Regions from separate parts of the Mus musculus genome. Here all the other regions are linked to region 1. The links are chromatin contacts, found by Hi-C or POLR2A ChIA-PET in ENCODE. All regions are on one chromosome and are shown on one strand. The core of a region is the stretch at or near the end of the contact, and the rest is flanking DNA. Distances in the headings are between cores, read along the strand shown. Region 1 holds the start of Dusp11 (dual specificity phosphatase 11 (RNA/RNP complex 1-interacting)). Region 2 holds the start of 4930553P18Rik (RIKEN cDNA 4930553P18 gene). Region 3 holds the start of Nat8f1 (N-acetyltransferase 8 (GCN5-related) family member 1).

The links. Hi-C counts contacts between places; a loop is a spot of excess contacts on that map. ChIA-PET counts read pairs that join two places held with the same protein, here RNA polymerase II (POLR2A).
Region 2: a map of left cerebral cortex shows a loop between it and region 1 (3-fold over the local background). The contact joins the promoter of 4930553P18Rik here to the promoter of Dusp11 in region 1. A Hi-C loop is called at or near these places in 11 of 37 maps with a recorded cell type or tissue (CH12.LX, heart, left cerebral cortex and 1 more). POLR2A ChIA-PET finds 5 or more read pairs at or near these places in 3 of 5 experiments (Patski and embryonic stem cell).
Region 3: a map of gastrocnemius shows a loop between it and region 1 (4-fold over the local background). The contact joins the promoter of Nat8f1 here to the promoter of Dusp11 in region 1. A Hi-C loop is called at or near these places in 6 of 37 maps with a recorded cell type or tissue (adrenal gland, gastrocnemius and heart). POLR2A ChIA-PET finds 5 or more read pairs at or near these places in 3 of 5 experiments (Patski and embryonic stem cell).

The regions. Positions count from the first base shown.
Region 1 is chr6:85,960,386-85,962,980 of GRCm38, reverse strand. Dusp11 (dual specificity phosphatase 11 (RNA/RNP complex 1-interacting)) reads left to right here and starts at 1,314. Exons shown (of 9, transcript NM_028099.4): 1 at 1,314-1,543. The coding sequence starts at 1,446.
Region 2 is chr6:86,003,076-86,005,670 of GRCm38, reverse strand. 4930553P18Rik (RIKEN cDNA 4930553P18 gene) reads right to left here and starts at 1,318. Exons shown (of 2, transcript NR_155305.1): 1 at 1,129-1,318. It overlaps Gm33319 (a long non-coding RNA gene), which reads left to right. Exons shown (of 5, transcript XR_003956459.1): 1 at 1-2,228.
Region 3 is chr6:85,914,348-85,916,942 of GRCm38, reverse strand. It overlaps Nat8f1 (N-acetyltransferase 8 (GCN5-related) family member 1), which reads left to right and starts at 1,311. Exons shown (of 2, transcript NM_023160.3): 1 at 1,311-1,409. It overlaps Tprkb (Tp53rk binding protein), which reads right to left and starts at 1,224. Exons shown (of 6, transcript NM_176842.3): 1 at 1,153-1,224.

The sequences.
Region 1 (2,595 bases), core at 65-2,564:
AAGAGCATCGACTGCTCTTCTGAAGGTTGTGAGTTCAAATCCCAGCAATTTCATTTCTACATGGTGGCTCACAACCATCTGTAATAAGATCGGATACCCTCTTCTGGTGTGTCTGAAGACAGCTACAGTGTACTTACATATAATAAATAAATAAATCTTAAAAAAAAAAGTTGGACCGGGCCATGGTGGTGCATGCCTTTAATCCCAGCACTTGGGAGGCAGAGGCAGGCAGATTTCTGAGTCCGAGGCCAGCCTGGTCTACAGAGTGAGTTCCAGGACATTCAGGGCTACACGGAGAAACCCTGTCTCGAAAAAGAAAAAAAAAAGTTGGTATTTTTAATTATGTTGGTTATAATAAGTGTCCTGTGTCATTCAAAATTAGGAAGAATATGTATGTTTCCCTGCCTGTGACACTATACACACATATATGGATGGAGAAATATGTTAAATATATCAAATAAGGAGAAATATGTTGTATAAAACTTTTGATTTATTTCTTTTTGGCGGAAAAAAAAGATACACCCGTGTGAAAGCAAATATCATGTATATACAAAATGTAAACAATTGACAACGTTCACGAAGAATGCAGGGATCAGAGGGTTGGGGCTGGATTGTCTGTTCCTCATTTGGAGCAGTTCGGGTGGCGCTATGAGACCCCAACTTAGAGCGTTTCTCCCTGGAAGGTAAAGCCCCTGGATGTTCCCCAAGCTTGTTTTCCCTGATCTTTAAAAATACAGCTAGAAAGAAGCTCTTTGTTCTCTATAGCCAGCAAAAAGCCTTTTTGTTTCTATACTGTACAACCAGAGATGCCTGCCTTCCTGTGCCGAGGACACGGAGATAAAAATTCAGAAAGAACTCACTCCCCACTCCTGCCTTGTAAATTTCACCAAGGACGCCCAGAAGAGCTCTTCCCAACTCCTCCCACTTCTCCTCCCAACTCCTCCCAACTCTCCTCCCAACTCCTCCTACCTCCTCAGCTAGCTGTTAAAAGTCCCCTAATGTCACCGCTCGGGGTTGAACTCCTCTGCCCTGCACGACAGAGGGACTTCTCCTCAGCTAGCTGATAATAAAACCTCTTGCAGTTTGCATCAGGTGCATCTTTTCTCTCGAGATGTTGGGGTGTTGGCCAGTTCATCCCAGGACTTGAGCAGAGGCCCAGCATCGGGGGTCTTACAGCGCTAGCAATTATTCACATAGCTACAAAACCGGCCTCCAGCTAAGTGCAGCACAGTCGAAACCGAAGGCAGGCTGACAAACCCTACTTTCAGTGCGACGTGTGTCGTCAGCACGGCGGGGCAAGGCGCATGCGCCCTAGCGAGACGTCGACGCGTCGCGTTCCTTTGCGGGCGCCTCTGGATCCCGCGGCCTCTTCTGGCCTCCCTGAAGTCGCCACTTTGGCCGCTCTGGCACGCCTGGCGTTGGGTGGGCGGCATCTCTGCGCCCACATGAACCAGCATTATGGCCGACATGGTCGTGGACGGGGCCGGGACTTTGCTGCCTGTGCCCCACCCAAGAAGAAGGGCAGAAACCACATCCCCGAAAGGTAAGCGCTTTGGTTCCGGGCTTGGCGTTCCGGCTGCCTCGGTGGCCTCGAGTCTCCGAGTGTTCCCTGGCCTCGCGCCCCGCCGCCTCCCAGGGTCCTCCGCGCCGAACCCCACCACACCTCCCCACCCCGCATTCTGGGGTCTTGGGTCTGTCCCGACAGGACTCTGTGGAGCTCGGGCCTGGGCGGAAGTGCGCGGTGGGGCGCGGCTGCCTGTATTGAGGCGTCCCTTGATCTCCGAAGCCACAGGCTTCTGCTTGTGTAGGCGCTGTGCCAGGATCCGGCCCGAGCTGTCGACACCCTTCACTCGGTACCGGCTCGAGGGGTTCTCTTGCTTTCAGGATTCGGAAAGCGGAGGTGTCCTTTGAGGGAGTTAACCCTGCCTGGGCCAAGGGCTAGTTTTAGGATTTTGCTCACTGGTGCAATGAACCCTTTACTTGCGGCTGTTTGCTTCCCCTCTCCGATTTCATCTCCACAAAAAACGTGGCTAGACCGGCCTCTCCCCTTCCTAGAATTCATCAAATCCTTTTTTTTTTTTTTTAATCTCCACAAATAAACAATACCTAAAACTCAGGATCGACAGAATGCTCTGCCCCGACTTCCCGGACTTCAGTAAGCACTTCTTTTTTATGTCTACAAATGAGCACTATCTAAAATTCAGGATGGACGTGATGGCCTCTCTCCCTTCCCAGAGTGGATATCTTTAGATCCTGTCAGCTAACCTCCAACATCATCCCAGTGTAGAACTTGCCTGACAGCTTGCAGAAGACAGCTGTCTGTCCACTGGACAATCCATTTTTAACATACCTTCTATAGTTAACTATTTAACTATTAATTACTAAGTAAAGTATAAGTAAGTTATAAATAAATTGTTTATTGATATTTTAATGTAGCTTATTTCATTATTAAATTATCTATTGGATATAAAATTGTTAACTAAAAATTAAAAATAATTTTAGCTATTGCTTATTTGTGGAGATAAAGCAAGATAAATATCAAGTAGTAATTGTGAGACAGCTCATAGATGTAAGATAAAGCTTGACTTTAAGAAT
Region 2 (2,595 bases), core at 69-2,568, 43 kb before region 1:
GGAGCCAAGGAATACCACAAAGTCACATTGCACAACAAACCTCATGCAAGAGATTTATTGGGAAGGGAAAATCAGTTGGCTGCCTCTGCTCAGGCAACAAGCAGCAGGGGACTGAGCAGAAGGGAGGGTTTATACAGGGTTTCTGGTGGCCGGGGTGGGGGTGGGGGACAGAGCTTTCCAGGGTGGCCTGTCATTGATGGAATTTTTGTGATAGAGATATTTGGCTTAGAGCAATTAACAAGCAGCAAAGTGAGAGAAACTAATAAGACAATGAGTGAGGCCAAAAACGGTGGTCCTTTCTCTAGATGTTTAAGTTTGGCCCTAATATCGGAGAAACTCTGGAAGAAGGAGTCGTTTTCCATCTGGGGTCTCTGGATCCAGATTGCTATACTGTAAGACAGGTGTATTTGTAAGGTGGTCTAAAACTTGAGACAGGTTTTCATGTTTGTCCTGGATGATCTCCTGGGGCTCATTTGGTTTGTTTGTTTGCTTTATAATTGACCACCTTGTGGAGACTGGGCAGGAGGCAATTTATAAGTTGGTCTCTAGCTAAAATGCCCCAGAATTGTGTAGTTCCATTCAGAACCCTGTCTGGTTCTTTGTCAGCCCAGACTGGGTGGGCAGCATTAGTTTGGTGGGTTTTGTCTACATGTGCCCTAGGCTGGCCCCAGACCTATCTATGCTGGGGGAGAGAAGGTTGCGGGTGAGGAGCGTGTAGAAGTCATGGAAGGTGAGGCTGATGACACTGGGACTCTTTAATAAAAGAGGGATTAGTGATGTGAGAGCCCAACCTCTCCTCTACCTGAGAGAGATCACTGAATAAGGAGACACATGCTCTTACCATGCCATCCACCCCAGCAACCCCACCCCCACCCTCACAAAGGGAGAACTGGGGAGAGGTTAGGCCGGCTATAGGGGGTGTAGAGGAAGTCCCATGATAGACCTGAAGAAGCTGCAGGATTATAGCCCTAAGGGTGGTGGGATGGCGGCAAGTGAAGAGGGCAAGCCACAGCCTTAAAGACTGTGGCTGAGGTCACCTCTGCTTCCAAGAGTACTAAAGGGCTGCCGGACACCCAGTGGTCACTTCGTCGGACACAGGGAAATGTTTACATCAAAGAAGGTGCTTACCTAACTGCAGCTGGTGGGCGGGGTGCTGAGCGATCGAGTCTGTTGTAGGTGGACTGGACGGCTCAGACCACTAGGGGGAGCAAGGCACCAGGAGAGTCTATCCGAGTCAGAGCAAATGTGTGTTACAGCTCAGCTCCACTGGGGAAGGTTTCCCCAATACAAGTGTAGCAGCGGGACGGTTTTCCGAATGCAAGACTAACGGCTCTGCTTTGGTGGCGAGGTGACAGGAAAGGTTTCCCTAGCTCTTTTACGGTACAGTGCATAGCTATCATGGCATCTGGTCTGTGACAGCTCTCAATAGAAGGGTGGCTTGATAACATTTTTGGCCGTTCAATGGGATTGTTAAACACATTCATGTTCACCTCTCATAATGTTCAAGGCAAGGCATTTTCTGTTAGAGAAGATGAAAACCCCAACCCAACCAAACACAAACACCTCCCAAACAGGAATATGTCCGCAAAATATTGAACAGTTAAATAAATGGCGTCACTTTTAGTTACACTGACTGTAATCGGTGAACTTCTCTGAGGCTTTTATAACAATAATATGAATATATATGCATATATATAAAGAGATGCGCATCATTTGGGAACATACTTCAAATTTATAGTGTTTATTTTGTCAGGAAAGAGACTATACATGCATGAAAGTAAATATTATGAACAATGACAAAATGTACATAAAGAACACAGAGACATGTGGGGCAGCGCGGGAGGAGAATTGAACTTTCGCTCCTGGTCTGAGAAACTGAGATTCTGAGGTGGGAGCGCCACCTAGCACGTCCGCACTACCTGCCCCGACCTGTAGAGGGCGCAGCGGATATAAACTCCAGTTGCAGAGTGAAGCCCTTCGCGGTCTCTCCCCACCCCACCCCCCAGTGCAGACCAGTGCGCATGCGCACAAGGAAGGCTCGCGCCCAACAGTCCTCAGGTCGTTATTTGGGTGCTGAAGGCACAAGGGGTCAGATCTGGGTTGAAGACACCCTGCCCTAGGTACCAGCTGGAGATGTTTTGTCCCTTCCAGGACGCTGGAGGCGGAGAGAGTCACTTGAGGGAGTTTCTGCTGTTCTTGCTGATGATTTTGCTACTTTGCTTACAGGTGTTGGTAATTTTTACTTTCCTTCTTGCAACTGTCTGCTCCCTTTCCCAGATTTCAAAAGTCAGTAGTTTTATCTCCACAAATAAGGAGTCTCTGAATCTGGTGTGGCCAGACTGGACTTTCGCTGTCCCAGAATCCAAGTCGGTTAGTTTTATGTCTAAACCATCAGTACCTAAAAACTCCTTTCCCGGGCTTCCTTCGGTTAGCCCTTCCTTTTAGATTCTCAAGTGAGCAATGCCTAGAATCAGACACAGCTTGCAACTGTCCTCTCTCCTTCCCCAGACTTCAGCTAAGTCCTGCGTTTTATCTCCTGGGTATCCTCAAGTCCGGCAGCTTCCCTGGGGGTTCAGAATCCCAGTACAGAACTTG
Region 3 (2,595 bases), core at 62-2,561, 46 kb after region 1:
GATGTGTGATATTAAACGGTGAGGCCAAGTATGGAATTAAGAAGGTGGCTAGGACTTTGTACTAAGAGATAAAAATAAAAAATAATTAATCCGCTCATATCACTATAAAGTTAATAGTTTACCTCAGGGGCAATTGGGGCCTTTGAACTCAAAATTTTGTTTTTTGGGTTTTGTTTTGCTCTGCCTTCCAAGTGCTGGGATTAAAGGTGTGTGCCACCGCTGCCCAGGTCAAAATTTTGTTAATCCAGTTATATGATTATCAAATAAAGGCTTCTATCTCCAAAGCGATTCTATTACAAATGAAGTTTGCCTAGCCTCCTAACCTGCTCCCTGGCTTGAGGCAGACGCTGGCAGATCTCTGAGTTTAAGGCCAGCCTGGTCTACAGTATGAGTTCAGGACATCCAGGGCTACACAGAGAAACCCTGTCTAGGAAAACACAACAAAACACCTCACCCACCATGAGGTACTGTGGTATTAGCAACAGGAGGTGGTCTAAGGCTTCTCACGTCCAGTGTCCACGTTCTGACTCTATATCCACATCTCTCCTGACTCATCCTTGTCACAAGCACTGCCATCACCTCTTATCAATAACACCTTAACAGCGTCCTCATCCGGGCCCTGTCACCAGTAATGCAATTCTAGCCTATCCCAATGGTCACGGGGTCCTTCAGGAGGAAGTCAGGCTGAAGCTAAAGCACTAACTATGTCACTGGGACCAGCATGTAGTCTGGACCCTGCCTGACTCCTCTCCAACCCGGATGGCATGGCCTGCCCTCGGCTTAGGCTGGTCAGGCTTTCCAACAGGGCGTCCCTACTACCCTCAGGGCTTCTTGCCTGGGTCCCTCCTGCCAAGGCCGCTCGCTGGCCCGGGTAAAGCCTGGGGTGGAGGCGACTCCGCTCTCCGCCGCGCCTCCCTCCCAGCGCTGGGCCTGGCTGTGGCTGTGCGGTCCGCACGCGGCTCCTCCAGCCTCAGCCTCGGGCATCGCCTGCAGGGGGCGCCCCGGCGCGCGCAGCCGAGCGGCCTTCCGTCCCGAGCCGCGCTCCTGAGACCATGTCGCTCTCCACCGGGGCTCGCGACAAACACGGGCAAAGGCACGCGTACTTCGCCCGCAAAACTGTCCGCAGGGAAAGAGCAACAGGGCGGAACTCACCCTGCATCCTACGCCCGCATCAGAAGATCGTCCCCTAGGAAACTTAGCTCTCTACTTCCGGAAGTGCTTAATGTTTGATAGGTGGGCGGGCGCCGAGGCGCCCAGTTTCCGGTGGGCGTGCTCCTGGCTCTAAAATGGAAGTGGAGCGGACTCCTAGTACCGCTAGAAGCTGCTGGCGGAGGACAAGGAGAACTAACTCTAATTTGTCCCGGCTTCGGAGGTGGAAAAGCCCCCACTGGTCGGGCCTAGAAGCTGAGGTATGGTGTTGTCAGCCCTGTTCTTAGCCTGTGTTGAACACTCTTTTCCTGTGAAAAAGAAAAATATTCACCAGGATGGGAGTCACAATTTATCAGAGCTTTCCAGACTCAGTTTACCGAGTATGCTCTTGGGTGGAAACGGGGATCTGGCGTGGTTGTGGCTTACATTGAAGGAGCGCTTCCGGTGCTTGGAGATCTAGAGACAAGTGGACTTTCACAGCTGTGACAGAGGAAAGAGGCAAATTTCTTGAGCAGACCAGAGGACGCGACGCTGGGATCAAGTCCCCAGAAGCCATCCGCCTCAGGGAATTATACAAGACCAGGGTACTGCTCACGGGGAAGGGTGGCCACCAAGATAGTGAGTCCGGATTTTAGTCCTTGCTACCTGTCAAGAGAACCCAATGAATAAAGAGCTTGAATCTTAAAATTAGTTTATCCAGAGAGAACCTGCAGTCTGAAATAGTAGGTTAATTACCCTACAGACATGCATTCCCTGCCATCTTCACCCAGCAGAATATATAAGGAGGAGATAGGGCCATAGGCAAAGACAGCCAATAATCCTGGAGCTCCGTTTTGTTTTGCCTCTCTGGCCAGATGGTCAACATGAGGACACTTCTCATATGATGTTTGCTTCTTACTTTCTTGGCTTTCTCCTCGTCTGCAGGTGTTTGGACACAGGCACATTGGAACTCAGAATCTAATTAATTTCTACTGATAATCGACCTTACACCCCTACAGAGATACCTGGGAGGTTAATTCAAAACAAATGAGAGGGTGTCCGTTTCGTTTCCTTTCCTCAGTGTGAAGTACAAGTGTGTCTTCATAATCCAGAATATGAAAGTGTCCCTATCTGTCCCCAATCATTCTTCACTATCAGTAGCAACTCTGAGATCTGTGTCATATGAAAGATGACATCCTGACACCGTGCACCTGGTTGGTTGTCGGAATGACTTCTTTTCTTGTAAGAGAATTCTCTGGCACAAAAAGATGTACATCAGAACATACCATATGTAGCAGGAGCAGCTGTGTCTTGGAGTGAGAATTTCTGAAATATGCTTTGTTCTGAAACAGATATAGACAATAAAGGTCTGAACCAAAGTTAGAAGACAGTGTCAGGTAGCCACATATAAAACCATTTCTCTGTAACTTCTCAGCTTTCCTTTTGGAAAGTCCACCACAGTGAGTC